Linked DNA regions of Homo sapiens: regions 1, 2 and 4 are each linked to region 3. A link is a loop called in an ENCODE intact Hi-C map of the cell type or tissue named here. Cell type or tissue: mammary epithelial cell. All regions are shown on one strand.

Evidence for each region. Hi-C counts contacts between places; a loop is a spot of excess contacts. Peaks named below come from ENCODE experiments on the same cell type or tissue, not always from the same donor. Only the 100,000 strongest peaks of a DNase experiment are listed, where the experiment ranks them.
Region 1: it touches region 3 in a loop (2.4-fold over the local background); 6 of 110 quality-filtered maps call a loop at or near these places.
Region 2: a loop joins it to region 3, with 3 times the contacts of the local background. A loop is called at or near these places in 3 of 110 quality-filtered maps.
Region 4: a loop joins it to region 3, with 5 times the contacts of the local background. A loop is called at or near these places in 2 of 110 quality-filtered maps.

The regions. Positions count from the first base shown.
Region 1 is chr3:170,746,928-170,754,927 of GRCh38, forward strand. It overlaps SLC7A14-AS1 (SLC7A14 antisense RNA 1), which reads left to right. Exons shown (of 6, transcript NR_135556.1): 6 at 7,462-8,000. Among named protein-coding and RNA genes, the nearest start is that of RPL22L1, 120 kb to the right of the region's middle. In mammary epithelial cell, no CTCF peak of the experiment used is centred here; a DNase peak (open chromatin) is centred at 4,664; H3K27ac peaks cover 2,490 bases.
Region 2 is chr3:170,496,439-170,504,438 of GRCh38, forward strand. SLC7A14 (solute carrier family 7 member 14) reads right to left here. Exons shown (of 8, transcript NM_020949.3): 3 at 4,671-4,907; 4 at 2,229-2,446. All of the region lies in intron 2 of SLC7A14-AS1 (SLC7A14 antisense RNA 1), which reads left to right. It also overlaps the pseudogene KRT8P13. Among named protein-coding and RNA genes, the nearest start is that of SLC7A14-AS1, 33 kb to the left of the region's middle. In mammary epithelial cell, a CTCF peak has its summit at 3,315; no DNase peak of the experiment used is centred here.
Region 3 is chr3:170,687,516-170,695,515 of GRCh38, forward strand. All of the region lies in intron 2 of SLC7A14-AS1 (SLC7A14 antisense RNA 1), which reads left to right. Among named protein-coding and RNA genes, the nearest start is that of SLC7A14, 110 kb to the left of the region's middle. RefSeq lists enhancers at 976-1,548, 1,549-2,121. In mammary epithelial cell, a CTCF peak has its summit at 3,049 (motif pointing left); DNase peaks (open chromatin) are centred at 1,946 and 5,396; H3K27ac peaks cover 1,793 bases.
Region 4 is chr3:170,610,247-170,618,246 of GRCh38, forward strand. All of the region lies in intron 2 of SLC7A14-AS1 (SLC7A14 antisense RNA 1), which reads left to right. Among named protein-coding and RNA genes, the nearest start is that of SLC7A14, 28 kb to the left of the region's middle. In mammary epithelial cell, no CTCF peak of the experiment used is centred here; a DNase peak (open chromatin) is centred at 4,555; H3K27ac peaks cover 292 bases.

The DNA of each region.
Region 1 (8,000 bases), 59 kb after region 3:
ACCATCAATGTATGGACCATGATAAATGACACTGTCCAGTTCATCATTATTCTTTCCAATCTGTTGTACTTGCTAGAGAACCTCAAAAGCCTTGCTGATCAAATCCACCCAAGTTCTTCCTACCAACTTCAGCTAGACCTGAGATGCCACCTACAGACCCTGGGGTCTACGTAGGGCATGTATACCTTTCTCAGGTCCTCAAGGCTGCTTTAGCACCTCTTACCTTCTGTGTCACTGAGCAGAAGGGGGACCTCTGAACCCCAGTTTTCCTCTTTGACCCCCCTTTTTTCCATCCTTGAGAGCTCTTCCTTTATGTTTACCACTTAGGAAGTAACCCCTCAATGACAGCCAATACTGCCACATGTCATTTACCTTATCCATCAATTATCTTTGCTATCATTTGAATTTTTCACCTCTCCAGATTGTCTTTATATTGAAGACACTTATAGCCTTAAAAATAAAGTGGAAACTTTCTACCCAATCAAGTTGCCTCCTCTTCTTTCTCCTTCATTTTGTCAAAAAAACCTTTGCATGTCTTTACTATTGACCTCCATTTCCTTAAAACCAATTTCTTCCCTAACCCCTTAAAATGTAGCTTCTGTCCTGTCTTACTGAAACTCTTCTTTGGAAAATTAAAAGTAACCCATAAAGCCAAGAGTCTGTCCTCTGCTATTATCCACGTAAACCCCACACTGAAATAGCTGTAATTTTTTTTACCATCCTGTTCTTTAAAAATTTTTTTTCCTCTAAAATAAAATATGTATACAAATGTGCAAGCTACATGAATACACAGCTTGATGGATTGTTATCCATGTAATCACTTCCCAGGACAAGAAATTAAACAATGCCAGTCTCCCAGCTGCGACCCTTCCAGTTCCCATCCTGCCCTCCTCAAGGCAACCACTACCCTTGTTTCTACATCACTTACTTGCTTGCCTTTTCTTACTCTTTTGCCACTAGTGTGCACCCCTAAATACTTAGTTTTGTCTATCAATTGGAACCAAACAGTATATTCTTTTTTTTCTTGAGACAGAATCTCACTCTGTCACCCAGGCTGGAGTGCAGTGGCATGATCTCGGCTCACAGCAACCTCCACCTCCCGAGTTCAAGTGATTCTCCTGCCTTGGCCTCCCAAGTAGCTGGGATTACAGGTGCCCGCCACCATGCCTGGCTAATTTTTTGTATTTTTAGTAGAGACACGGTTTCGCCTTGTTGGCCAGGAGGGTCTCGAACTCCTGAGCTCAGGTGATCCACCTGCCTCGGCCTCCCAAAGTGCTGGGATTACAGGTATGAGCCACTGTGCCTGGCCCCAAACAGTATATTCTGTTTGGTTATAATAATATTTTGGATCTGGCTTCTTTCAGCCAACATTATATTTGTGAGATTTATTTGTTTTCCTGCATTTAGATGCAGTTTAGTTATTTTTATTGCTCTTATAGTGTTTCACACAATATACCACAATTTATTTATCCATCCTACTGTTGATGGCCATTTGCGTTGTTTCCAGATGGAGGTAGGATGAATAGTGTTGCTCTAAACATTCTTGTGTATGTCTTTTGATGTGTGGGCACACATTTCTTCTGGAGATATGCCTAAGAGTGGAATTACTGAGGAATAGATTGCATTATCCAGTACTTTAGTAAACAGTGCCACACAGTTCTCCAGAGTGTTGTGTTTGTCTTCATTTACACTCCCACCAGCAGTATATCAGTTTCTATAGTTCTAAATCCTCACCAAAACTTGGCATAATCAGTCTTATTAATTTTGGCCATAAAGGTAGTTGTATAATATTTTAAATTTGCTTTCCAATGATTGTTAGTTGATATCCTTTCACACATTTTGGACATTTGGATATTCTTTATTTATAAAGTACCTTTTCAAGTCTCTTGCCTGTTTATCCTTTGTACTGCCTTTCATTTTCTTATTTATTTGTAGTAGTTGTTCATATAGTCTCCATTATGTTCAGTGTCAGTTACCTGTGTTGTCAATATCTTCTCCAATCTGTGGCTTGCCTTTTCACTATCTTAATGGTTACTTTTGAAGGACAGAAAATGTTAACATTAATTAAATTGTTCCATATTTTCCTTAACAGCTAGTGGTTTTAGTCTCCTGTTTAAAAAGTATTCTCTAACTCCTGTTCTTGAAGTTTTTTCTTCTCAATGTTTCAGGGACCCTGCATTTTTCTCAGTTCTTTTCTCCTTTCTAAAGTTCCATCTCAGTTTCCTTCATGGGTTTTTCTTCCTTTCCCCATATTCCGTGTGGCTACCTCAGTATAAGGTGCTGTCCTCTGCCTCTTTGCTCTATGCTCTTTCTCCTCAACATTCACCTCTCAGCAGATCCACTCCTCTCCCTAGCACCAGACTGGCATATCTGTGTGCTGGGCCATTCAAGTCAACAGTTCAGTTCTTTGATATCTATTGAGAAATTTCTCAGTATCAGGCTTTGTGCTGGGTGCTGGGACTACTCACATGAACATCACACAATCCTTTCCCTTGGGCAAACCACTGAATGAAGATACCTATAATCTAGTCACAGTGATACTCAAAATATTCCAGGCTCATCAACTCCCCCTATTCCCCAACATGCTCTTACTGATGGAGCAATGGCCCCATCATCTCTTTAAACACACAAGATGCGAGGGTCATGTTGAACTTCTCTTTCTACCCCATCTAATATCCAATGATGTGACAAGCCCTGTTTGTTTTAAGTCTACACTTTAAACTCCCATCTTCCCTTCTTTCCACCCCCTCTCCCCACCCTGTGGCCCTCACATTAAGTTCCTTACTATGCCTCTCATAGAGGGCTGAATTGGCCTCCTAAATGGTATCTCTACATCCAATTTCTTCCCCCTCACTCAGCAGGCTCCATTCTCATGGGTCATTTGCCTTGGGAACAGGCTTTCAAGGAACAATATTATCAGAGTGATTGTCTTCTTCCTATTATTCAGAAGTCTCTTTGAAGGAAAGAACTAAACAGAATCTTACTCATCTTTGAGAAATATCTACTTGTTCCATCAGTGAGTGTGGATTGTGAGGCTCTGAGTGCCTCATAAGTTGCCTGACTTGACAGATGTAAGCAGCAAACATCATACTGATGAGGATAGATAAGGGTCTAACATATGGTTTCAGCTCTAAGTGCCATGAAGCTCCTGAGAAATTCCCACTCTGGCCTTTGCAATAGATTCCAGAAAATCCTCTACTCTTCCAATTTTATCACATCCTTCAAAACTTTGTGATTCTGGATTACATTTCATTAGGATATTTGTTCTTTACTCTTTGAAAATGGGAAGTACCAGAATAATTTGTCTATGTTGCTCACTTAATCAAAAACTTTCCATGAACAACTCCTCACAGCCTGCAGCCAAGCTCCTTAGGATTTGGTCCAATCTGCTTTCTTGGCTTGTTCTCCTACTTAGCATACTTACCACCAATCAGATTCCTGCCCATATTCTATTTGTATTGTGTGCATTCTGGTCTTTGATCAAGTTGTCACATCTGTCTACAAAGCCTTCCTGCTCCATCTTGGCATGTCCAGATCTTACATCTCCTTCAAATCTCAGCTCAAATGCCTCCTCTTCCATGAGGTTTAAGGGAGGTCTTTTAACCAGAAGCACATATTCCCTTTCTGAACCTCCAGCATTTAATTTTTATCTCCGACCACACCAACCACCCTCCCCTTATGGTAGCTGGCTGGTTACCTATCACTTGTCTTTCCAGGACAGACCTGTGTCATTCTCATCTTTGTGTTCCTTACAAAGCCTTGTAGATTGCTTCCCACAAGGCGGATACTCAGTAACCATTTGCTGCATGATTAGGATATATATTGAGAACATGTGACAGGCAAAACTCAGTAGTAGGCACTATAGAGATATATAAATACAATTCCATTTCTGCTCAAAACATGTACAATCAAGTAAGGCATTTACATATGTACTACACAGTAAACATTAGCATGTTATACATTTCATAAAAAAGCTTTGAAATGCTGTAACTTTAATCCTTTAAACCCATCTTTTTCAACTTACAAAACACACAGAACTTTTAAAAGAAACTATTGCAGCATTCACTTGAGTTATTTTTATCATGCTATTATTCAAATAAGAACAAACATAAAGCTTATGGTTATAGCATGTGATACCTATAAAATCAAGACACACTTATAAATTGTAACCAAGCAAAATTATTCTTTATTGTGTCAACTGTTTCGGGCTACAAGATGCCTTGAACAAGCTAGGAGGAGCTTGATGGAGAGTGATCTGGGGTCAGGGAGACTATTGGTTGGGAGCCCCCATTCCTGGGAAGTAGAGCTTTAGGCTAGGGTATATATCAGAGTCTGCATCTTTGATGTGATGCAATGGGTGAGAAAGAGAAGTGGCAGAGGCAGCCAAGCAGAGGAAATCCTCAAGAAGAGGGATTCTAGCAGCCACAAAGAGGCATAAAGACCAGGATAGACCCCAGGAAGCATAGGAAAAGAGCATCTCAGAAAAATGCTTTTGGGCAACATTTAGTTTGAGCTTGTGCTCTCTCTTAGACTCTCTGCTAAAGACTTCCCATTAATGCCATTATTTAATCCTCACAGTAAACCACAAGAGAGGCACTATCATTAGTCATGGATCAGGAAATGAGCATTAAGGAAATTCCATAATTTCCATCAAGTGCAAAACTGGCAAGTGAGAGAGCCTGAATTTGAATCCAGATTTACCTGACCCTAGAGTCTGAGCCTGTAACCAGTATGCAGGACCACCTCTTGGCTGGCTCCTGGCCTCCTGGCCCCATGTATTTGTTTTCTTTTATTTCTAAATGGCAGCTGGGGAATGTTACCAGGAAAGTAAACTCCCTGAGTCATTCAGGATTGGGCACCAACCCAAGCATGCCTGTACCCTCCAGGGAAATGTGGGGAGGAAGAGGGAGGAAAGCAGAGATGGAACGTGTTTTAGAGGGGGCCTCAGGCAAGTCATGCTCACAGGGACCGAATTTCAGAAGGACCCCCTGAGATTTCTCATAGAACATTTGGTTTCAACTCCAAATATCTTTTAAGTTTGCACTGTGCACCTATCACTGTGTTTAGTGTTTGGTTGATTCAGGATTTTTGAATTACCCCAGAAGTGATTACAGCTCCCACACACATGAGCAGGATATGCTGAGTGTGTGAAAGAGAAGTCTGGGGTTTGACAGGATGGTGTTTATTAGAGCCATTTAGGAAGAAAAGAGAGAGCTCCCTTCTGAGTTGTTGCTGCTGACACCAATCTGTGCATTCACACTGAGGACAAGTTTGATGACAAATCAGTAGCATGCATTCATATGCCTCTCAAGAGCATGTTTATAGAACCTACTGGTGTATAATACAATATGCAGATTCCAAAGAAATAGAAGTCAGAGTCCTTACTCCTCTCTCTAGTTGTTGATGACACAGCTGAGATTTAAGTTTATAGAGCAAAATAAACAACTCAGGCTCAAAATGGCACTAGCCATCCCTAGAAGTTACAGTGCCCACAGATAAGGCCAACTGCAGACTATGTACAGGAAGTACAGAGAAATGTCAGTTTCCACTCCCACCCCTCTTTGGAATCTTTCCCTTGAACCCACAAATCCAAATCGGGGGATAGAAATCTGAGTAAATATGCATTAGCTTCAGATTCTTTAATTCTATGGGACCCAGAATGGGCTTGCTGGGATGTTAGGGGCCTAATGCCCGAGTGTTCTAGGGGCTCCTGGGGATTAAGAGATAATCAGTATTGTCCTTGAGGGTAGGGACAGTATGTTTGGGCCCCCATCACCTAGAGCAGTGTCTGACACATAGCAGTTGTGTAATAAATGTTGGTTAATGAATCAACAAATGGTGTTCCAGGGACTTCAAACTTGGTGAAAGTGGCATGGTGGTCAAGTGATGAGTAGGAGAGAGTGGGGCAAAGCCTGGTAGCATTTGCCTGGAGCCCTACAAGATACCTGGTGAATGTAGATTCAAATCAGAGTGGCTAGGTTTCACCAGAGACCTCGTGCTGCTGCCCTCTTTCCTGAACAGATGCCATCCGACTATCTGATTTCATCAGGAAAACAGGAGGAAAAAATGATATTTTGCCTGAAGCCATTTTTAGAAGACGAGAGAGAATAGAGTCATTCTTGCCTGTCACTGCGGCTTGTTCAATTTAAACAAGCAAGATTCAGGAATGAGCAAACCATTAATGCAAAAGAAAAAAAATCAACATAAAATGCTCTGACGAGAACTCCTCTGTGTTCTTTTGAAAACATCATTTGGATGATAACTCAAAATTGGTTCACATTATCATTACCAGTTTGGGACACTTTGTTATCCATTTTAGTTCACTTATCTTATTTTTGACCCCAAGAAAGTACCGAGGCACCTTCTACTAGTCAAAAATTTAGGAAACAAATATCTTACCTTCACTGAAAAGGCATTTCGAATATAAAATAAGATGTGACAAGGTATCTTTCCTCCTTTAGATGCATAAGAAATTTTGCTTTGTTACTTATAGATTTTGTAATCTGTGATTCATGTTCAAAGAGAAAGCAGCAACCCACTGGGGAATTGCTCACATGAAAAGTGCACTTATTATATTAACTCCATTAGATGCACGTTAGAGTCTGTTCTCTGTATGGAAGGAGCTGAATAATAGCATACAAAATCACTGTTATTTGAGTTCCTGAGCAGCATCCTGGATTTCAAAATGACTCATAGAAAAATTATAAACAGCCCAAAGCTCACAAATTAGGGTAATAAAAAAAATCTCCATAATTTTTTCAATATGGTAGTATGACATGATTTTAGTAGTAGCCAAAGAAATAATCAATATTTAAAGATGTTTGTGACATGGAGAGCAAATGGGGGAAATGACCTATACTTGAATCAATTGGCAAGAGCTTGAAATACATTTTAAAATGGGGATTTCAAATCACCATCAAAGTATTTCTCTTAATTACTCATTTCCCTTGGAATTTACTGGAAGCATTTTCTACCTATGCTTATATTATCAATGACAAATGATACATTTAGTTCTGGGGAGCTACGATAAGGACTCACCCTTTGCATATCTATGTGTATATGTATTTATTTATATATAGATACATGTATACATAACATTTATATACATATACAAATATGTGTGCATTTTTCTTATCCTACCCTCTTCTGAATAAACTGTGAGGACAAATTGTCCTGGAGAGTCCTGGTACTAGAATAATATATTCATGAAGTGCAACAGTCATAATTTTATTCAAGTTTTGTTGTCTTTTCTCCCCCTGGGAAACTTCTGGAGGAATTAGATGTGTAAACCCAGAATACTGAGAAATTGCTAGTCAGAAAAAAATGGTTCTAATGAAACTGCCCTACTGATGAACTCTAACTTTCTCTATAGCTTCCTTAATAAAAACAACAGAGCAGCATTAATGTATTGCCTTTGCAGTTTCTTCACAAATTAAAATCCCTCTTTTTTTTTCTATCCAGAAGATCTGAAACTTCTATAAGCCCAGCATCTAAATCAGTTTTTGACTGAAATGAGTACAGGCAAGCTCTGAGGCAGCTCTATCCAGGGCTATGACAAGAATGAAGTGAACACATTTTACCCTACATGGAAATGTCCATTCCAACAAGTGCTAATTTGACAATGGTAATGATTACTATGGGTTGAATTGGATTATCCCAAAAGATATGTTAAAGTCCTAACCCCTGGTTCCTGTAAATGTGATTGTATTTGGAAATAGGATGGATGCAGATATCATTAGTTAACATACTGGAGTAGGGTGGATCTTTAATTAAATAAAACTGATGTCTTTGTAAGAAGAGAAGAGACACAGACACAGAGGGAAGATGACCATGTGAAGATGGAGGCAGAGATTGAAATTATGCTGCCACAAGCCAAGGAACTCTTGGGGCTACCAGAAGCTGGACGAGGGCAAGGGAGAATTGCCTGTAGAGCTTCGAAGGGGACATAGCTCTTCTATCAGCTTGATTTCAGAATTCCTGCCTCCAGAACTGCGAGACAA
Region 2 (8,000 bases), 190 kb before region 3:
AGATACCGAGCAGCGTGGGGAGCTGGCCGTTAAGGATGCCAGCGCCAAGCGGTCGGAGCTGGAGGCCGCCCTGCAGCGGGCCAAGCAGGACATGGCGCAGCAGCTGCGTGAGTACCAGGAGCTGATGAACGTCAAACTGGCCCTGGACATGGAGATCGCCACCTACAGGAAGCTGCTGGAGGGCGAGGAGAGCCCGGCTGGAGTCTGGGATGCAGAACACGAGTATCCATAGGAAGACCACCAGCGGCTATGCAGGTGGTCTGAGTTCCGCCTATGGGGGCCTCACAAGCCCTGGCCTCAGCTATGGCCTAAGCTCCAGCTTTGGCTCTGTCGCGGGCTCCAGCTCATTCAGCCGCACCGGCTCCGCCAGGGCCATGGTTGTGCAGAAGATTGAGACCCGCGATGGGAAGCTGGTATCCGAGTCCTCTGACGTCCTGCCCAAGTGAAGAGCTGCGGCAGTCCCTCCCAGCCTGCCTCTACTGTGGCTCCCCCAGAGCCCGGGAGGGAGGCTGCTGTGCAGGGGAGCACAGGGAACAGGAGACCCACCTGAAGCTCAGCCCTAGCTCTCAGCCCACGCGCGGGGGAGTTTACTGCTTGGGGACCCCCCTTGCCTCCAGCTACAAAACAATTTAATTGCTTTATTTTGTCCAAAAAAAAAAAAAAAAAAAAAAAGAAAGAAAGAAAGAAAAAAGAAAATGCAACTGAGTTCCAGGAAAACATTCCTTCTTTTCAGTCTTGTAATTTGTTGTTTCTCTTATATGATAGGAAAGGAACAGTTTGTATCATAAGATAATATAGATCTGGGGATCCAGAATGGGGCCAACAGTGTTTCTTTGTCTCTTCTTTTGGGTTTAAGCAGTTTCAGTATTTATTCATTTCAAAGAGGAGGGATGAACTTTGTAGTTCTGTGGAATTCTTATAGATAAGGAGAAGACTAGGAATCTTGGCTTAAATTGCTTCCTTGCTTATTTCTCTGCATTGAACGGCATGGCGTGGTTCGGAATAAACAAGTGATTTTGAGTGTTCTCCAAGAAACATTTCTGATCCCTGGACATGTTGGAGAAAAACCAGCCTAAGCAAAAGCTGCAAAAGCAAAGTGGGTGGAATCCTGGACTTGCTTTCTGTCATCAGTTCTAGGCAGACTTGCCTCTCTCGACCTTAGGTTGTTCATCTGTTAAATGAACGGATAGGACCAGGTAACCTCTAAGGTCCCTGACAGCTCAAAATTCTCTGATTTATGTTCTACCATGAAAAAGAGGTGGGCTAGTGAATTTCACCAATAAATCCACAACATAAGTATTTTTAGTCATCCTAGAGAAAGAAACCAGGTGCAACTCACAGCCACTTGTCAGTATAAAGAATTTGCCTCTCTGACCTTCCTATTTTTCTCTAGCATAAACCGCACTAGCCAGATCATGGAATGAGATCTGAAAACATCCTTTTGGTCCAGCCCATGCTCTTGCTAACCCCTAGACCACACCAGGTAAACCTGCCTGTTATGAACTATGCCTTTGGAATGGGATTTATAGCACAGCCCTCCATTAGGCCAGCTCAGCTGTCCTCTGACCTCAGTAGGACTCTCCTCCTAGAGTCAAATGCTGACATTGGAATTAAAAACTGTTATTTTCCTAGTGTCATACCCAGGCAAAACTCATCCCTTCCCTACTGTCCCCTTTCCCTGGCCTCCTTTATTGCCTTGTGTATTTATGTTCTTCTTGATCTCTCTTAGTAGATTGTAGACATAATTCTATAGAACTGAGCTGTTCTTGCACAGACTTTGGAGCCAGGCAGTCGTGGCTGACTGGGTTCTGCCACTTACATTGTGTGTTTAACAGTAAGCCATTTGAACTCTCTGAATGGGAGTTTTTTTCATCTTTAAGAGCAGAATGTAAATATCTTCCTCACAAGATTATCAGGATGATTAAATGAGATAGTACGTGCAAAGACACTTAGCACAATTTTAGGCAATTGCAGGTTGCCAAAACATTGAATCTATTATTATTATTTGTATAAAATAAGATCTTAACAAATGCCTGTGGAAAAAAAAACAACACACAAGAACCACTTCTTCAGGATATTCCAACTAAATTAAGATCAAAAGGTGATAAAGAGGGTGCTGTGGTAATTATGGAACAGAACAGCATTTTCTTGAAAATATGTCTTAGGTTGGTCACAGGGTAGAAGGCAGAGTGTGTGACAGGCACACCAGGTGTTTGGAACAAACTTACCCCTGACCAGCCGTGGGGCAAGAACTGGCCCTCCGCCCAGTATTTCCCATTGATGAAGAAGAGGCCTGCGATCATGATGAACACCCATACTGCCAGGTTCAGCACATTGAGAACATTGTTGAAGCCTATGGAATTCTTCACCCCCAGAGCAACAATGATGGTCACGATGACCGCGATCAACAGAGCCAGAAGGTCTGGGTATGATTCTTCACCTTTCCCTAGAGAGGAAAGACATGATTTGACATTGTCTGGAGGGAAGAAAGGGCCATGCAAACTCCTGGTCCTACCCCACTGCATCCGTACTCAGCTTTAAGAAGGGCAGTAAACTGGGAGGCCGAGGCAGGCAGATCACGAGGTCAGGAGATTGAGACCATCCTGGCTAATACGGTGAAACCCTGTCTCTACTAAAAATACAAAAAAATTAGCCGGGTGTGGTGGCGGGCGCCTGTAGTCCCAGCTACTCACAAGGCTGAGGCAGGAGAATGGCGTGAACCTGGGAGGTGGAGCTTGCAGTGAGCCGAGATCACGCCACTGCACTCCAGCCTGGGGGACAGAGTGAGACTCTGTCTCAAAAAAAAAAAAAAAAAAAAAAAAAAAAAAAGAAGGGCAGTAAGTCTTTAAAAGGAACTCTGTGTGTGTGTGTGTGCACCTACACATGCCTATGCTATAGTCCACAAGCAGATACCAGTATCTATTTGCAAATGAGCAGGATTTGGTAGATAGGTAAGATGATCTGGTATCCTGGACCAAAAATTGGGCTATGTGGTGTGACAATTACAACAGCGCCTATGAAACCATGGCACAGAACATTTGAAGTGGGAACCATCCTGGGATATTTGGGATGTATATTTAGGTCTAACATGTTTGAAAATTGTTTTTAGCTTCATTATTTTTAATTTTACAGTCTGTAAAATTTCCATCCCATTCCCAAACCTTTTCTTTATCAACAATTTTAAGAATGTGTGTCTTTGAAAATGATGGTAAGAGGGGTTTTCTGTCCTTTTGTGTATATGTGGTTGTAGAGAAAAAAATAACCAGTGAACACGCCCTGCCTGCTTGGTTTTGCCCAACGGCCAGTGGACTCCTGCCCTCTATAGAGTGGAAAAGGCACTGCCTCAGCTGCAGGGATCTTGAATTTCAGCTGTACTTTTGCCCATAGCCAGATGTGTGGCCTTGGGCAAGTTGCCTCATCTTTCTGGACCTCATTTGTAAAGTGAAGGACATGAATGGCCTGATTTTGGAGGACTCTTTTAGACCTAAAATTCTATGCAATCAGTACACAGAACAGGTTTGTTCTTTATATTTTTATCTTGTCATGGTACTTGGGTGCTCAGCATTTTTGTCAGTTCTTTTGATATAGGAATATCGAAGTTAGATGACTTGACACAGCCACAGAATCATTCCTTGGAAGTTCTGAGGCAAGATTCCAGAGCTTCCTCAACTATTGTTTAGCTTTTCTAGAATGTGAGTTTATCAGGCATCAAGATGGAGAGTGGCCGGGCACAGTGGCTCATGCTTGTAATTCCAGCACTTTGGGAGGCCAAGGTGGGTGGATCACAAGGTCAGGAGTTTGAGACCAGCCTGGCCAACATTGTGAAACCCCATCTCTACTGAAAATACAAAAATTAGCTGAGTGTGGTAGCTGAGTAGTAATCCCAGCTACTCAGGAGGCTGAGGCAGGAGAATTGCTTGAACCAGGGAGGTGGAGGTTGCAGTGAGCCCAGATCATGCCATTGCACTCTAGCCTGGGCAACAGAGCAAGACTCTGTCTCAAAAAAAAAAAAAAAAAAAAAAAAAAGGAGTGGATGGCAAATGATGGATGGAGCCTGAGGTCTCATGGTATTTGTTACACGAGCTTCTGATGGTTTAGCATTCACTGTTATATTACCCCTCCCTGACCTCTTCTAGGCTGGAACCCATTTTATTCATTAAATTTTTTTTCATTGAAATTTGGAAAAAAAATCTGATGAAACCACTGGAGAAATTGCTGACAGTTCTTTTTTTCCTGCATTGGTTTTATTTTTATATAGTTATTGACATGTGCCTGTATGGTTTGTAGCCTTTGACGTATGACATTACATTAAAACATAATCCATGTTATTACAAGTTTCCCTAATCATCCTTTTAATTGCTAGCTACATAGTATTTGTCTGCAATTTACTTAGTCACTTGCCCCACTGTAGAATATTTAGGCTGTCTCTAACTTTTTGTTATTGTAAATAAGGCTGTGGTGAGCATCTTTTTGTATAATGCTTCCATGGACATTAGAATTATTTTTTAAGGATGGATAGATTCATAGAGAAAGAATTACTTTGCAAAAGAAAAAGAGAGATATATTTAAGGCTTTTGATACATTTTGCCAAATTGCTTTCTGAAAGGAGAACTCATTTATGTGGCTTGGTAAGTTTGCATGTTGAGGGTAGGAGGATGTGGCAGTCTCACCCAGGCCATTGAGGGTTCCCACGCTGTCCGCCATCCAGCGGCTGATGGTGTGGTTGGCTAGTGAGTCAAACATGCTGCTCAGAGCACTGGCTCCGGCCGCAGTGCCAATCAGGTACTCCAGGATCAGGTTCCAGCCAATGAAAAATGCCACAAATTCCCCAACAGTGACATAGCTGTAGGTGTAGGCAGATCCTGTGGTCTTGGGGACTCGAACTCCAAACTCTGCATAGCAGACGCCTGCAAGGGACAGACATACACAGATGGTGGACTTCAGGAGATGAGCTGACATCCTGTGGCCAACAATCTTGGGTGGAACATACTGAGACTTTCTAGGATCTCAGAACAAATACACAAAGTTTTATGTATATGAATCGATTCAGAGCCAACTCTTACCTCTTCCAACCTCACTTCTGAAAAATGCAAACTTGAATGACTAGCAAGGCAATCAGAACTAATTCTACTAAACTGTTGGAAACTGATCTTTATTTAGAAAAAATTCCACTTGTGTGTGTCTCTATCATGCTCCTTAGGTGTCAGATATCCTGTGTGAACATGGGCCCAATTCATCACGACCCCCACCCTAGATGGCACCAGGGTTATATTATGCACAAACTTCTTCTCTTTCAGTTTTTACATATTATAGAAGGTGCTCCTCATTTGAGAGTGATACTTTGAGCAATCTGTGAAAATGCTGTACTATATCTAGGGGGTAGATAAAAGATGCAAATATAAATAAATTACTAATTATTAACAAGGAAATCTAGCACATGCACAAAAAGTAATTTAACAAACACTTTTAGAGTCCTACCATGTGCATGGCAGGGTGTGAAGCACTGGGTATAAAAAAGACAAATGGCATATGCCCCTGCCCTTAAGGGGAGAGAGGCCATCAGTGCCCACTGTAGGCTGTGTAAGCTTGACAGTGTAAAAATGTATAACAATGAGAGGAGAGATGTGAGACATGTACTTAGAGGGTTTTGAGGCATATGTAGGGATTAATTGGATGAAGAAGGTGGAACATGAGGCAAAGACATGGCAGAGAGAGACAGTATGAAGTATTTGGGTGGAGGGGAGTGTGCACTGAGGTATTAGGAGGAGATGACGCTGGCCAGCTAAGCAGAGCCATGTGTTTTCCAAAGTGGGTTCAGGGCCCACTTCCACCAGAATCATCGATTGAATCCTAATTTCAGGAGATAGGAATCAGGATGCTGCATTTTAACCAGTTCCCAAGGTAATACATGTGCTCACTTGTATCAGAAATGCACTGGAATATTGCCTCATTCTCTGACATAATTAGAGAATATATTAGAAAGAGATTAAGAACATACCAAACTTCTGGGAGTTGGGAGAGTTCCCTATTTTGTGCTAGGAATTCTGGGTGTGGGCCAGTGGGTGGGGCAACGAGTTGGAGGTCAGACATAGGACAGCTTGGAGGAAACATACCAGGGGTGGGATGTAAGAGGATGTAGGAGGGAACTCAAAGTCAACTTTACCTTCAGTCCTAATTTTGTTAAGGGCCAACCCTGAAGTTCTCTCATCACAAACCAGGGAACAATAGTTCACTCTTTTGTGAATAAAGAGAGCAGGTTTCTTCTCATTTGGAAGGGAGTGAAATCAATGCAAAGAAGCAAAAACAGAGATGTCAAAAGCAATGGCACAATAAATGATTCCATGTGATGTACTATCTCTTCTTTCCCCTCAGCTGCTTCAGTTGTCAGGATGTTTACACGGAAGAAGCACTGGACCAGTTATGCTGGGCTCCTGTTTCTACTCCATCCCTGTAGATTCAGCATCCTTGTTTCTAAAATAAAAGTATTACACCAAAGACTCTCTTACGGATCTCCTAACTCTGACCCTCTAGGATTCCATCTGTTATATTGAACTTTGTAGTATTTTTTGCTGCAAAATCTGTTGAGCACAGCTTAGCTTTTCTTTTACATCAGTTACAATATTGTTCAGTATTATGGAGATGCTGTCAGGGATAGTGAAGCTGTTTGTCTCTACATTAAATGGCCCAGTCTGTTATTTATTTTGAGTTCCTATGTCAGCCCTCCTCCCCTTGCTTTGTAAATGTAGCTTTCCATCTCCTTCCTTGATGTCAGACTGTCAGTTTTTACTTCTTGTTGCTGTCCCAGTGCTTACCTGGAGCAGTCAGACTGCCTCTTTTCTAAATTGCTGCTTCCAACACCTGATATTTAAATTGTTAGAGTGAGTCTAAAATTAAGAGGAAATGGTCTTTGAAGAAGGCCTGAAGAACTCTTCCATGGGGAAAGTATAGAGTGTGCACGCATTAAATACAAGAACCTGATGATATTTTCTTGGATGCCGTGTGTTTTCAGGGTTCTCGGGAGTTGAGTTTGCACATACGGATTAGGTTGCTCTTTCAGTGATGTGTGAGGAAGGAAGTGAAGATGCAACTCACTTCCCTGCTTTGGTATTGGATCCACAGCATTATCCAATTACTCCTATATTCTATGAGCTTATTCTCATCACCCAACTTTACCACCTGATATTGTACAAGATTTATAAGTAAAATCTTTTCCAAATGATGCTTTTGAAGCAGGCATCGATTTGATTGCAAATTTAATTTGGAGAGCCAATATTTATGGAATTTGTGCAATCAAACATTCTCTCCATAACATTCGATCTGACAAATTAAATTTAAAAATACCCCCATTTTGCCACCAGAATACACTTGCCAAGGGTAATTAGCAAATGGCCAAGTCTTCATTAGGTCTTGTGAATGGACCAGTCCATTGCTGTCTGAATCAGAGAAAGAGGCCCTGGCTGTGCATGGTATAAGGAGCATTTGGAATCTTAGTCATTTCCCAAGGTCCTGCTGGGGTCCTAATGACTGTAGTTTGGGGAGAACACTGGGAAAATCAATCAGGCACTAACCATACAAGACAATTTCTGCTTCACGAAATCGTTGTTTTGGACACACTGTAAAAGATCTTATAATATTTTAAAATCTTTCTGATTTGTTTGTATGGAGAAATTCAGACTTAGAGTGGGTACTAGAGAGCATCTAGCCTGGCATTGAAGCTCACTGGTGATAATTGAATGTTTACAGCCTCAAATATCCTGAGAAAAATGTTCTCATTCAACTATTTTAAAATATCTGGTATGTAAGAGGAACACATTTAAGAGTATCTTTCTAATTTCAATAAGAAATTAAAAGCATGGAAATGGAATTTTATTTTATTTTTTTAATTTTTTTTAAATTTTTTTAGATGGAGTTTCACTCTGTCGCCCAGGCTGGAGTGCAGTGGTGTGATCTTGGCTCAATGCAACCTCCACCTCCTGGGTTCAAGCCATTCTCCTGCCTCA
Region 3 (8,000 bases):
ATTTGGGACGAGTTGCACGGGCACAGAGACTAGGAAGGGACCAATGTGTAAAAGAATGTCTGGTCGTCAGGCACCTCAGACCGTTTGCCTATTTTATGACAAGAATTATTTAGATCTTGCAGGATGGAAAAATTGAAAGTGCCGTTTTCTGGCTATTTGGAACTACTGTCGAGTTTGTATTGGGGTCAAGTGGCATTGCAGAAGAAAATAAGGCATTTAGGTTTTAGGTCAGGTGTGAGTTGAAGAGCTTTTAAGTTTTTGAGAACACAGGCTAAGGGAGAAGAAGGAGGAATGGAAGGTGGAAGGTTGCCCATAGTGAAGGAAGCAAGTCCAGAGAGAAGGGAGAGTAGAGACATGGAGGGAAGGGATTCGGGGGTTCTTACCCTCCAGAAAAGCAGGAAAGGGGTCAGGGCACAGAGATACGAGGTCAGGGCATGGAAATAAAGGATAGGGGTGCAGAGATATAAGAGGTTGGGGCATGGAAATAAGGGATCAGGGTGCAGAGATATAAGTAGTCGGGGCATGGAAATAAGGGATTGGGGTGCAGAGATATGAGGTTGGGGTACTTGCCACTCTCCCAGAAAAGCAGAACTTGCCACTAAGGGTGAAGGAGAAGGGGTTGGGGGTTTCTTGCCCCCCAGAAAGGAGGAGAAGGGGTAGAGACACAGAGAAGGGGTTGGGGTACTTCCCCCTCCCCTAGAAAAGCAGGACTTGCCACTAAGAGTGAAGGAGAAGGGGTCAGGGGTTTCTTGCCCCCCAGAAAGGCAGAGAAGGGGTAGAGACATGGAGAGAAGGGGTTGGGGTACTTGCCCCTCCCCCAGAAAAGCAGGACTTGCCGCTAAGAGTGAAAGACCAAGGCAGGCATCCCTGTGTGGTCTGACACCTCTGAAACCTGAGTGAATAACTAGAGAGGCATCCCTGCAATGATTAAACACCAAGAGAAGGCTGCCTTCCCTAGTCCATGACCGGCGCCGGAGTTTTGGGTCCAAGGATAAAATGTGTCTCCTTTGTCTCTACCAGAAAATGAAAGGAATTGAAATTAAGAGAAGGGAGAGATTGAAGTGTGGCACCAAGATTGAAAGGAGAAAGAGGTTGAGGGATAGTGAGGGAGGTTGGAGAAGAGAGTAAAAAGAGGCTGCTTACCAGATTTGAAATTGGTGAGATGTTTCTTGGGCTGGTCGGTCTGCGGACCTGAGGTCATAGGTGAATCTTTCTCATGGAGCAAAGAGCAGGAGGACAGGGGATTGATCTCTCAAGGGAGGCCCCCCGATCTGAGTCACGGCACCAAATTTCATGCGTGTCCGTGTGAAGAGACCACGAAACAGGCTTTGTGTGAGCAATAAAGCTTTCAATCATCTGGGTGCAGGCAGGCTGAGTCCGAAAAGAGAGTCAGCGAAGGGAGATAGGGGTGGGGCCGTTTTATAAGATTTGGGCAGGTAAAGGAAAATTACAGTCAAAGGGGATTTGTTCTTTGGCGGGCAGGAGTGGGGGTCGCAAGGTGCTCAGTGGGGGTGATTTTTGAGCCAGGATGAGCCAGGAAAAGGACTTTCACAAGGTAATGTCATCACATAAGGCAAGGACCCGCCATTTTCACTTCTTTTGTGGTGGAATATCATCAGTTAAGGCAAGGACCAGCCATTTACACTTCTTTTGTGGTGGAATGTCATCAGTTAAGGTGGGGCAGGGCATATTCACTTCTTTTGTGATTCTTCAGTTACTTCAGGCCATCTGGGCATATACATGTAAGTCACAGGGGATGTGATGGCTTGGCTTGGACTCAGAGGCCTGACAGGGACCACACGTGTGCAGTGCACCACTATGCCCAGCTAAGTTTTTTATTTTTAGAGACGAGGTTTGCTATGTTGCCCAGGCTTGTTTCCAACTCCTGAGCTCAAGTGATCTTCCCACCTTGGTCTCCCAACGTGCTCGGATTACAGGCATGAACCATCTTGCCCAGACCCATCCCTTGTTTTTTTACCTATCAGATGAACTCTCTTTGTTCCCCATGTAGAGGCAGAGACTATTACCAGTGACATTCCAGTTCATTTCCTTTTTCAAATTCTTTTCTGGATTGCTTCTCTTCCTTTTAACAAAGAGGGAAAGTACAGTTCAGTGGGGGCAGGAGACATGGGCCTAGCAGGCAGTCTGTGCCACCAGGCTGTCAGCATTAGGACTAAGTCTCTCACAGACATTCTAGAGCTGCCCCTGGGGCTTTGCCTGCTTTGGCCTCAGGACAAGTGATCAGTGAAGAGCATTCCAAGGAGTTGAGTCTACCCTTCAAGATTCCTTACATATTTTCTGGAAAAAAAAAAAAAAAACACTTGGTGCCTTCAGATTCATATGCAAAGGACCTCTGTGCAAATGAAAAGCCTAGTAATTATCAAGAATACGTATCATAATTTTACAATTTAAAATATTTACTTAGCACTTTAAAGTCTTGAAACAAATTATTGCCTTAGGTTGTGTTTTTTAAAATAGTGAAATAGTTTAGGTATTTAAGTTCTAGCCCTCGCAGTAAGCTATTTTTATATTGATTTTTATCTGTGCCAAATATGGTGCTAATAGCAAGCAATGGGGGAGAGTATTATGTGTCTATTGACACTGCATGAAGTATAAGTTCACCATTATTGTGTCTACACTTATAGCATGGATTTGCCCAGTGCTGCTGAAAGGATGCCCAAGGATGTCTTTCTCCTGAATGAAGTCTCAGTGGCATGGCAGTTTGGGAAACGTTGGCCTAAAACAGAAAACGTCTTCCCAGGTGTGGGGGTGTTAGAGCAGCAGAACAATGCAAGGAACTTCAAAACTCCTGATGCCCAGACTATACCCTAGTTAGACCAACTGAGTCAGAATTCCCCGGGGTGGGCGAGACTTGAGTGAGAACCTACTGTTAGGAGAAAATATGTCTTCTCTCATTGTTTCCATTTCCCCCTTGTTCTGGGCTCTGTGGGCAGGAGAGTGGGAAAAATAAAAAAGAGGATGAAGTGGGGCCTTTAAAATGTCTTGGAGAATAACCACCACCACCACAGGAAGTGCAGGGACCCCGCTCCCCCTAGTGGCGGTGTGCCGGAGGCAGCTGGAAGTGCCTGGCCGGCCTGGCCGGCCTGGGCGTTATGTGTGTTAGGAAAGCCGTGTGTCTTCTGCAGGCTTCCTTTTTATAAAATGTGTATTCTATTTATGCGTATTTATTTAAATTTTATTATGTTTACCTATTTATTTATTGTTTATAAATATATGCTTTCTGTATTTTTGTATTTTATGTTTATATAAAGGTGTCCACTGTGGAGCTCTCTAACATGTTCTGAGTCTAGAGGAGGCAGGTGAAGGTGAAGGCCACACGGTGACCCCAGATGCTGTTCCCTGGGTGGGATCTGATGCCTTATTCTGAAAACGTGGGGCACAGTGGCCTGGCTTTCAGAGCAGATCTGACCTTGGAGTGGATTGGTCCCCATCCCTTCAACACACACATATACACATTTCCCCAGTTCCTGCAGAGCAAAGATATGCCTGCTCCTTGATAAAACTTCAGCATTGGTCCTGGTCATTTTTCCCATAAGACTTCAACCAGGATCCTTTTGTGTCTTTCTCCTTGTGTTTAAAGCCAACCACATGTATTTTGACATGTGGACCTTTTGTACAAAAAGCCGTGATATCCTTTATCCCCACTTGGGTAATATTTCCTGCCCTGGGATGCGACGTGGGGTAGAGGGAGGGTGAATTCTGTCCTGAGGCTGCTGTGCCATATTCTGCTTGTTTGATTGGGCTTCTGCAACCTCTACTAAGAAATATACACTGCAAAGCAAGGTGAAGGGCAACAGCCCTGAGCACCACTTCTAGCAGGTGCGGAGAGAGATTCACAGCACCTGGCCCATGTGTCTTCCCACTCAGATACCAGTGGAGGCCCACGCACCATATGTCTGGATACCTAAAAGTTTTACATCAAGCTAAGAGACTGATGAATTAATATGTTCCGTCCTCCTACTTTTCATAAATATGTGTAAAGATCTGAGAGGCCAAGCTCAGCTGCAGCCTTCTTGGACTTCTCAGAGTTCTCCCCAGAATGTGATGACCTGGGACAGCTAGGGATCCCCACTGGCAGCCCACTCACCCTCTTTTCCCATCCCCTGGCTTCATCCGACCCCACAAGGAGCCTCCTGCACATAGGCACACTGGCTTCCCTATCCAAGCCCTGTCCACACGAGCTTGTAAACAGCCTCCTTTTGGGGACCACAGGGGCCTAGACAGATTTATAATGGTAGCATAGTCTCCATGTGGAAGATGGAGATGTAGAAGAGTCCTGTGTAGGTCTGGAGACATGTGAGCAAAGAATTACTGCATCTCAAGTATCTGGAATGTGGAGAGAAGGGAAGAAATGGGTTCTGGATGGGCTCATTCCATTTTCATCGCTATACAAAGAAGGATTTTTAAATTTTTTATGTTGGAATAATTTTAGATTTACAGAAAAGTCACACATATAAGCAAAGAGAATTCCTGTATACCCCTCACCCAGTTTCTCCCATTGTTAATGTCTTACATTACCATGGTACATTTGTCAAAACTAAGAGCCCATTATTGGTACGTAACTGTTATCTAAATTCCAGACATTCTTCAGACTTCACCAGTGTTCCTATTGATGACCTGTTACTTACTATTCTAGTATCTGATCCAGGACACTACATTGCATTTAGTTGCCATGTCTCTCCATTTGCTTCTGGCCTATGACAGTCTTCAGTCTTTCCTTGTTTTTTGTGACCCTGACAGGCTTTAGGAATGCTGTCCAGGTATCCTGTAGGATGTCTCCTAATCTGGGTTTGTCTGATTATTTTGCTTATGATTAGACTGGGGTTATGGAAGGAACACTGCAGAGGTGAAGTGCCCTGTTTCTGTCCATGCGGGCTGCTGTGCTTTCCATCTCAGGTACAATGGTTCCCTGCAGAGGTCCAAACTCAAATGTCTTCAAAAGCCAGGCAGGTAATACAACTGAGGTGAAGAAGTGGAAAAGAGCAGGATCAAATGACAGAAAGAAACAAAGGGCAGTGGCAAAGCTGAGAGTGCTTCCTCAACTGAAAGGGCTGCAAATTCATGTTTTGTCTACAATACTCTGCTGGTCAAATCAAACATTCTGTAGGTTGGCTCAGGCTCCTCCACGGTAAAAACTTGGTGCCATACTCTTAAGCATATACGGTCATACAGACAAGACCGAGGCTAGTCTTTCTGGGCTATACTAACCCTTTTCTCATGTCAGCAGCTTTTGTCCTGAATGTAGCTCCTTGGTAACATTTCCTTGGAAAGATCTGAAAAAGAGCCTTCACTTGGAAGCCAAGAGCTCTTGATCCCAGCAGGTTACTCACTTGTCAGTGTCCATGTAGCTGACTCACCTTAGGCCTAGATGTTAGAATCCATTTTCTTACCAACCTCACACAGTTATAGTGCAACATGAGTCATTTGTTGCACTTCTATGAATGAGTTATTGAGCATTTCTATACATGCATTTATATATCAATCAAGATAGGCTAGGTTACGCTGCGGTAAAAAAACAACCCCCAGGTCTCAGTGGCTTAACATTACAAGTTTCACTAGGATGAACATACATTGTCAAATTGTGCCTGTTGTCCCTTTTACCCTCAAAATGATCCAGTTTGAAATCCTAGTTCTCCATGATACTACATGTCCAAAGCAAGTCAGAAGAAGGGTATGAAGACTCAAGCTGGCAGAGGCATCATCTTGACACGTTTTCACCAACATTTGGCAGTGGGAAGGGAGTGTAGCAAATTGCACATCAACTTTTAAGGCTTCCACTTACAAACATTAACTGTAGCTAATCACATGGCCAAATCTAGCTTCCAAGGAGGAAGTGAAGTTCAATGTCTAGAAAATGAAAGCCAGAAATAATTTGTGAATAATACTAACAACTGGATCGGTTAGGATCAAATGTTTCATGTGAAAATCATCAAAACCATAATGGTATTTGGCAACTGTCAATGAAGATGATGTTTATAAATGCTTCAGCTGATTTTGTCAATGTGGAGATTAATTTTATATGTCTACTTGACTGGCTTAAGGGATGTCCAGGTGGCAGGTAAAACAATATTTCTGGGTGTATCTCTGAGGATGTTTCCAGAAAAGATTAGCATTCGAATCAGTGGACTAAGTAAAGAAGCTCTGCCCTCACCAATGTGAGTGGGTGCCATTCAATAGTTTGAAGGCCTGAACAGAATAAAAAGGCAGAGGAAGAGTGAATTCATTTCCTCTGTTTGAGGTGGGACCTTCGTTTTCTCCTGTCCTCAGGCATCAGCGCTCTTGGTTCTCAGGCCTTCAGACTTGGGCTAAATCATATCACCAGCTTTTCTGGTTCTCCAGCTTGCAGATGGCAGATCATGGGACCTCTTGGCCTCCATAACCGTGCGAGCCAATTTGCATAATGAGTCCCTCTCATCTCTCTCTGTCTCTGTCATCTAATTATCTGTCTCTTAGTGGTTCTGTTTGTCTGGAGTACCCTGACTAATACACTTGGGAATATTTATCGTGTTACCCTTATAGGCCATGTTTCCTACTCCCAACACACGCACTGGATATTATGAAAAGGAGGTGCTCTGGGACTCCATCTCTTTGTGGCCTTGAGTTGGCTTCTGCTCATCTCTGCCCATATCTCACTCATGATACCACGCTGCATTCAAATTCCTTCACCATAGTTCTTTCTATTTCTTCATCCATTTTTGGTTATTCTTGATTTTTAAGAGTGGTAAGGCATTTCACTTATACCCTTTCTCTCTGGCCATAACTTGTCAGATAGAAAAATATCTTTTTCAAATTTATCCCAGCCATGGAAACTCCTGTTCTTTAAGATTTTTCTCAATGCAGTATAGACAGTTTACACCAAGCATTTTACAAAATATGTTTTAATAGGCCGGGTGTGATGGCTCACACCTGTAATCCCAGCACTGTGGGAGGCCGAGGTGGGTGGATCACAAGGTCAGGAGATCAAGACCAGTCTGAACAACATGGTGAAACCCTGTCTCTACTAAAATTACAAAAATTAGCCAGGTGTGGTAGTGCACACCTGTAATCCCAGCTACTCAGGAGGCTGAGGCAGGAAAATTGCTTGAAACCAGGAGGCGGAGGTTGCAGTGAGCTGAGATTGTGCCACTGCACTCCAGCCTGGGTGACAGAGACTCCGTCTCAAATATATATATATATATATATATATATATATATATATATATGTTTTAATAAACAACTATTTTGTTTTGTTTTGACACGGAGTCTCGCTCTGTCACCCAGGCTGGAGTGCAGTGGCACGATCTCAGCTCACTGCAAGCTCTGCCTCCCAGTTCACGCCATTCTCTTGCCTCAGCCTCCTGAGTAGCTGGGACTACAGGCGCCTGCCACCACGCCCAGCTAATTTTTTGTATTTTTTTTTTTTAGTAGAGATGGGGTTTCACCATGTTAGCCAGGATGGTTTTGATCTCCTGACCTCGTGATCCGCCCACCTCAGCATCCCAAAGTGCTGGGATTACAGGCATGAGCCATTGCGCCCAGCCAATAAACAACTGTTTTAATGAACAGTTTGTTCAGAAAACAAATGCAATATTTAGACCACAAGAAGTATGAATCCTGCTACTGCCCTCTGCTTTAGTTAGGCCACATCTGGAGCCCTCTGGTCAGCTGAAGCCCCACACTTAAAAGGTGGCCTTTCAGTGGATCAGGAGCGGAATGTCTAATATAAAGAAGTATGTTGGAAATGTGATTTAAATAGGAATGGGAATATGTAGGAGGCTGGCAGTGTGTGCCAAAGTAAGTACAGTGCAAACGTGATAGGAGTTAACATGGTCCCTGTCACTAAATATTTGAAGTGCCCAATGGAGTGTTGTCCTGGTATAATACTTTAGGGTGGTGCCACAACTTCTGTGGTTGTTACTTCCATTTATCTTAATTGCTGTTGTTTCTTTGAAGGATTTCTGATTTTATTCAATTGGCTCATTGTTCAATGTATAAAAAGA
Region 4 (8,000 bases), 77 kb before region 3:
CCGTCTCTACTAAAAATACAAAAACAAAATTTTCCAGGTGTGGTGGTGGGCGTCTGTAGTCCCAGCTACTCAGGAGGCTGAGGCGGGAGAATGGCGTGAACCTGGGAGGCAGAGCTTGCAGTGAGCTGAGATCGCACCACTGCACTCCAGCCTGGGCTACAGAGCGAGACTCCGTCTCAAAAAAAAAATAAAATAAATAAATAAATAAATAATAAAAAAGAAAAAAGAAAAGAAAACTGCACCAGCTCTACATTAAAAAAATGCATATCTGGCAATTTCTCACTATTCCAGCCCAAGTTTCCATAATCTCTTAGCTGAATCATTTCTGTAGCCACCCACTGAGTTTCTACACATTCACCCTTGCCTTCCCTAGAGTTTCTCTTCCAGTTTTTCAAGTACTGAGAATGATTTTTTTTATTCTCAGACAGAGTCTCACTCTGTCATCTAGGCTGGAGTGCAGTGTTGCGATCACGGCTCACTGCAGCTTTGACATCCTGGGATCAGGTGATCCTCCCACCTCAGCCTCTTGAGTAGCTGGGACTATGGGCAAGCGCCACTATGCCTGGCCAGTTTATTTTTTATTTTTTTATTTTTTGTATTATTTTGTAGAGATGGGATTTTGTCATGTTACCCAGAATGATCTCCAACTCCTGGCCTCAAGTGATCCACATGCCTTGGCCTCCCAAAGTGCTGGGATTACAGATGTGAGCCACCACACCCAGCCAGGTCCTTTTAATTTTTAATTTATTTTTAAATTTTAATTTTTTAACTTTATTTTTTTTTTCTTTTGAGACAGAGTCTTGCTCTGTTGCCCAGGGTGGAGTGTAGTGGCATGATCTTGGCTCACTGCAAACTCCGCCTCCCAGGTTCAAGTGATTCTCCTGCCTCAGCCTTCCGAGTAGTTGGGATTATGGGTGTGCACCACAAACCTGGCTAACTTTTGTATTTTTAGTAGAGATGGGGTTTCACCATGTTGTCCAGGCTAGTCTTGAACTCCTGACCTCAGGTGATCTGCCCACCTTGGCCTCCCAAAATGCTGGGATTACAGGCATAAGCCACCAGACCTGACCCCAGATCCTTTCTGGGGATGTAATTCAGATCATGTTACTCCTTTGCACAGAACCCTCTGATGGCTCTCAGTTTCACTCAGAGCACAAGCCAGAGTCCTCAAGATCACCCCAACTTACCTCTCTGACCACATCTCCTGCTGCATATCCCTCCACTCAAAATCTGCTCCAGTCACCCTGGCGTCCTCATTGTTCCTCAAAAAATCCAGGCAAGCTCCTGCCTCAGAGCCTCTGTCTGGAATGCTCGTCCCCAAGATAACTGCACAGCCTGCTCACTCACTTCATTAAAAACATATATGACATTTTCATTGTTGATTCTTTCTCTCCCCCGCCACAATGTGAGCTCTACTAGGGTAGGAATTTTCTGTTTGTTCACTGATGTATCCCAACAGTGAAGCAGAGAATGCCTGACATGCTGTGATGTTCAGTATCTGCCAAATAGATCATAAATCAGTGAATATGAGGCCTTGCCTTCTTGTTAAGATTCAGGGCTATAACCACTGTCTCCAGGATAGCCTAAGGTAATGCAACGCATTAGTCCATGCTGTTGTGGTGCACCTTCTGAAACCTATGCCAGTGCTGTCTTTTCCCCTAATGGGAGGAAGAAGACCTAGTTTTCTTAGGAAGTCACAGTTGGAACCACTCCATTTCCTCTTCACCATCTGTGAGCGTGAAATCCTGCTTGGAATGAGAAGAAACTTTATTCTTCTGTTGGCTGGGAGCCCCATCTTCTTTTGGGGCCCTTTTGAGACAAGGGAGATTGGAAGGCAAAATTAAAGCTTGGTTGGGTTTTACCTGTGGTTACCAGACCATCTTCCCTAAATTAATGCCCACACTTTAAAGAAAAAACAGCCTGCATTTAACCCCACTCCTGAAATTAGAAAGTTAGCTCTTAATCAGGAAAATACATGCAGGTAATGGCTCAGGAATAGGTTTAACAATGAATGTATTGAGAAGATAAAACTCAGTGGAGTATAACAGTTTTATTTTCCCAATTACCACTATAAGCTATGCTCCGATAAGTCCCCTATTTCCTGTTTCTTAACACCATATTCAGCTGATTTCATAACTTTCTTGTCACCTTTGTTTAATTATGAGTCCAGTTCAATTTCTAAGTCTATTTAAAACTTTCAATTTCTAAGTCTATTTAAAACTCATCCCCCGACCCTGTCCTTGCAGCACAGACCTGAGCAGTGACCTTTAAATGTTGGAAGCAGAGGAGGATGAAGATGCACACACCCCTATCTCTCCTCCTCTTTTAGGTACTCATCCTCTGGGGTGCTAGGAGTCAAGAAGGAGAGATGGTGCAGGCAGGGGTCATCTTACATAACTGGCCACATATGTGTGGTAGGGAGATATCTCTGACCAAGCTCTGTTCTGATCTGGTTCTGTTAGATGCTGGTGGCCCAAACAGATGGGGTAGTTGATGGGGTAGTTTTGCATAGGTAGTCTTCAAGGTTTCCTTGAGGGTGGTGTCAAATTCTGTCTGTTTCCCGGCCCACGACCACCCTTGGTACTGAGATCCCCTCAGAGAGAGACAATTGGATCTCTTTTTCAGCCTGGCTAGCAGTCCAGGTTCCTACCCTCCTCTCCCAATAGGGTATTACCTCACTTGGCTCATAGCTGCCCTGACAACCTTACATCTCCTCTCTCCTGCTACAGCTTCTATGTTCCTTTTCATGATGCTATAAAAATCATTGAGGTATGTTCCATACCTTCTGAGAGTCATGGTGGACTGGGATGAGGCTGTCCCAGTCTCATCATTTTCTTACATGATATGGTATATTATTGATATTTCTCACTCTGCTAACTCTTTTTTAGAAATATCCAGACAAAAAGCAAGCACTAGTCTCTGGGTTCAGAAGCATCTCTTCTGCCCCATCAGTGGACATATGTTTAGGTATCCTAACAATTCTGTTACCACTCTCTGCGATTCCAGAACAAGATTGAGATTGTGTGGCTCTGTAAGCATCCATCCAGAGGTGGAGTGATAGCCTCCACTTCTTGCAGGGACCTTCAATCTCTACAAGTGATGCCCGTGAAGCCTTCTCTCCTTCACTTGATATTACTAGGTAATGTGGCAGTTGTAGGTAGATATCCACTAGGATTTGTGCTTCCCTCTCTTCCCCATGTCTCTCAGAAAGAGCTTTCCAATCAGGGCCTACAATTCCCAGCCCCTTTGCCTCCAGGTGTGCCCACATGACTGGTTCTCACCAATGGGTTGTGAGCAGAAGTGATGTGGTGCATATCCAGGTCAAAGCATTTAGGAGGCAGATGTGCTCACTTCAGGCGCTCTTGCCACTTCCAACGGCTGGTTGCAGATCATGAGGACCCAGGAAATGATGGCAAAACAATATGATGGAAAAACTCAGAATCCCTGAATCACGTACAGAGGAAAGCCCTTGGTGGAACTACAACACCTGCTTTGAACTGTTATGTGAGAAAGAAACTATTGTGTTTGAGCCATAATGGAATTTTGGATTCACCGATTACAGCAGCTAATGTTACACCAAATATTACATGTGAGAAGAAAGTGCCTGTCCTCCCTGCTGGTAAACAGAGGAAAAGCCTCTCACCATGAACACAGAACTCCCTGCAATGGGACACATCACATGTGCTTTCCCAACTTCCAGCCTTCTTGTGTAAACTGGGCTGGTGTGATGCTTGGGAGTAGTAGGGATGTTTTGTTAGCTCTTAGTATGTTCTTGGGCAGTGCATGGTGCAACCATAGATGGCACTGTTAGAAAGTAAAGATAACTGGCCACCAATTCTAGGACAATAGAAAGCATTTCAGGAATTTTTGAAAACACGAAAACATGTTTAGAGATCCTTAGTATCATCACCACAAAGCCTTGAGGGAGTCAGAACCCCACAGATATGGACCCCTGCTTCTGTTGTTTAGAGTTGCCTCTGTTCCCTGCCACTGGCATGATAGTGTTGACACTTTATGAGGGGCAGCTGTGATGACTCCAGTGACTGAAGAAATGTCTTATGCTTTGATGCCTGGAGGAACTATTTATGGGATATCATCCAGGCCTGGCTTTGGTACCAGTGATTTAACAACTCTACAAAATGCCTCTCTCCTTTCTGCTACTGAACTAGAGTGTGGTTGGTGCCAGGACCAACAGAATGTGATTCACTGAGCCCAAGACATCAGTAGGGACATAGGAGGTACCGTCAGTTGTCAACAGGTGGTGGTCCAGATGGGTGGACCGTGGGTATCAGGGAGGTTCTGTGGGAGGCAAAGGGTGAGTGTTCCAGCAGGTGGGAGGACTGTGACATTGTTTAATTTATATAAGAAGCTTGTAAAATAAGAAATTGCAGGCTGAGGGTCAGCAGGACGTCTCTGAACTCTAGGAGGTGGGGATAAGTGGGAAAGCAAGGCAGGCTTTAGAAGAAACTGGCACAGGTTCAGGAACAAAGATGAGGACTCAGCCATTGGAACCTATAAGAAGCACAGGAAAAGACTGCATGAAACTATTTTTGAAGTTGTGTTGGGACTGAGTCACCAAGTGACTGTGCTGGGGTTACGTAATCCTTTCTAGTGTGAGAGAGAAATAGTGCCAGGCCCTGTCCCAGGGCTGAATCCACGCATCAAGGTTAAATGGTCCAAATTGAAAAGCTTAGAGGGCCACAGGTGCAGGGAGGCAAGCAGTCAAGTAGATTAACCCCTTACCGTGTCTGACATTCCCACTATCAGAGTTAAGCATTTAGGTTAAAACAGCATGCAAGGCCATTATTAAAATGCAAGTATTTCCCAAGAGAAGTAATTAACCTTGCCACATCTGCATATTATTAGAGTATCATTATAGCTAGTTCTGAAGGATTGAGAATTTCTTTGACCGATAAGTCCAGTATATAATGTGTCGGTGAGAATTAACTTATTTAGCTCTTACTATGTAATACTCTATTTTTTTATTTTTTATTTTAATAAAAAAGACATGTTTATTATCAGAATGTAGTTACTGTCATGCCTCCCTAACCTTACTTTTTTTTGTTTGATTTTGTTTTTGTTATACTTTAAGTTCTGGGATGTATGTGCAAAACGTGCAGGTTTGTTACATAGCTATACATGTGCCATGGTGGTTTGCTGCACCCATCAATCCGTCTTCTACGTTAGGTACTTCTCCTAATGCTATCCCTCCCCTTGCCCCCAACCCCCTGACAGACCCTGGTGTGTGATGTTCCCCTCCCTGTGTCCATGTGTTCTCATTATTCAATTCCCACTTACGAGTGAGAACATGCGGTGTTTGATTTTCTGTTCCTATGTTAGTTTGCTGACAATAATGGTTTCCAGCTTCATCCATGTTCCTGCAAAGGACATGAACTCATTTTTTATGGCTGCATAGTATTCCATGGTGAATATGTGCCACATTTTCTTTATCCAGTCTATCATTGATGGGCATTTGGGTTGGTTCCAAGTCTTTGCTATTGTGAATAGTGCTGCAATAAACATATGTGTGCATGTGTCTTTATACTACAGTTATTTATAATCCTTTGGTTATATACCCAGTAATGGGATTGCTGGGTCGAATGGCATTTCTGGTTCTAGATCCTTGAGGAATTGTCACACTGTCTTCCACAATGGGTGAACGAATTTACACTCCCACCAACAGTGTAAAAGCGTTCCTATTTCTTCACTTCCTCTCCAGCATCTATTGTTTCCTGACTTTTTAATGATCACCATTCTAACTGGTGTGACATGGTATCTCATTGTGGTTTTGATTTGCATTTCTCTAATGACCAGTGATGATGAACTTTTTTTCATATGTTTGTTGGCTGTATAAATGTCTTCTTTTGAGAAGTGTCTGTTCATATCCTTTTCCCACTTTTTGATGGGGTTGTTTTTTTCTTGTAAATTTGTTTAAGTTCCTTGTAGATTCTAGATATTAACCCTTTATCAGATGGATAGATTGCAAAATTTTTTCTCATTCTGTAGGTTGCCTATTCACACTGATGGCAGTTTCTTTTGCTATGCAGAAGCTCTTTAGTTTAATTAGATCCCATTTGTCAATTTTGGCTTTTGTTGCAATTGCTTTTGGAGTTTCAGTCATGAAGTCTTTGCGCATGGCATGCCTATGTCCTGAATGGCATTACCCAGGTTTTCTTCTAGGGTTTTTATGGTTTTATGTCTTACGTTTAAGTCTTTAATCCATCTTGAGTTAATTTTTGTGTAAGGTGTAAGAAAGGTGGCCGGGCGTGGTGGCTCACGCCTGTAATCCCAGCACTTTGGGAGGCCGAGGCGGGTGGATCACGAGGCCAGGAGATCGAGACCATCCTGACTAACACAGTGAATCCCCGTCTCTACTAAAAATACAAAAAAAAAAAAAAAAAATTAGCCAGGTGTGGTGGCAGGCACCTGTAGTCCCAGCTACTCAAGAGGCTGAGGCAGAAGAATGGCATGAACCCAGGAGGCGGAGCTTGCAGTGAGCCGAGATCGCGCCACTGCACTCCAGCCTGGGCAATAGAGCAAGACTTCGTCTCAAAAAAAAAAAAAAAAAAAAAGAAAGGGGTCCAGTTTCAGTTTTCTACATATGACTAGCAAGTTTTCCCAACACTGTTTATTAAATAGGGAATCCTTACCCATTGCTTGTTTTTGTCAGATTTGTCAAAGTTCTGATGGTTGCAGATGTGTGGTGTTATTTCTGAGGCCTCTGTTCTGTTCCATTGGTCTATATATCTGTCTTGGTACCAGTACCATGCTGTTTTGGTTACTGTAGCCTTGTAGTATAGTTAGAGGCCAGGTAACACGATGCCTCCAGCTTTGTTCTTTTTGCTTAGGATTGTCTTGGCTATACGGGCTCTTTTTTGGTTCCATATGAAATTTAAAGTAGTTTTTTCTAATTCTGTGAAGAAAGTCAATGGTAGCTTGATGGGATTCCCAATGATGGGAATAGCATTGAATCTATAAATTACTTTGGGCAGTATGACCATTTTCATGATATTGATTCTTCAAATGGAATGTTTTTCCATTTGTGTCTTCTCTTATTTCCTTGAACAATGGTTTGTAGTTCTCCTCGAAGAGGTCCTTCACCACCCTTGTAAGTTGTATTCCTAGGTATTTTATTCTCTTTGCAGCAATTGTGAATGGGAGTTCATTCATGATTTCGCTCTCTGTTTGTCTGTTATTGGTGTATAGAAATTCTTGTAATTTTTGCACGTTGATTTTGTATCCTGAGAATTTGCTGAAGTTGCTTATCAGCCTAAAGAGTTTTTGGGCTGAGACAGTGGGGTTTTCTAAATATACAATCATGTTATCTGCAAATAGAGACAATTTGACTTCCTCTCTTTTTATTTGAATACCCTTTATTTCTTTCTCTTGCCTGATTGTCTTGGCCAGAACTTCCAACACTATGTTGAATAGGAGTGGTGAGAGAGGGCATCCTTGTCTTGTGCCAGTTTTCAAAGGGAATGCTTCCAGCTTTTGCCCATTCAGTATGATATTGGCTATGGGTTTGTCATAAATAGCTCTTATTATTTTGAGATACATTCCATCAATACCTACTTTATTGAGTGTTTTTAGCATGAAGGGGTGTTGAATTTTATCAAAGGCTTTTCTGCATCTATTGAGATAATCGTGTGGCTTTTGTCTTTGGTTCTGTTTATGTGATGGATTACGTTTACTGATTTGCATATGTTGAAAATGGAGCCCCTTGGATCCCGGGGTGAAGCCGACTTGATCATGGTGGATAAGCTTTTTAATGTGCTGCTGGATTCGGTTTGCCAGTATTTTATTGAGGATTTTTGCATCGATGTTAATCAGAGATATTGGCCTGAAATTTTCTTTTTTTGTTTTGTCTCTGCCAGGTTTTGGTATCAGGATGATGCTGGCCTCATAAAATGAGTTAGGGAGGAGTCCCCCTTTTTCTATTGTTTGGAATAGTTTCAGAAGGAATGATACCAGCTCCTCTTTCTACCTCTGGTAGAATTTGG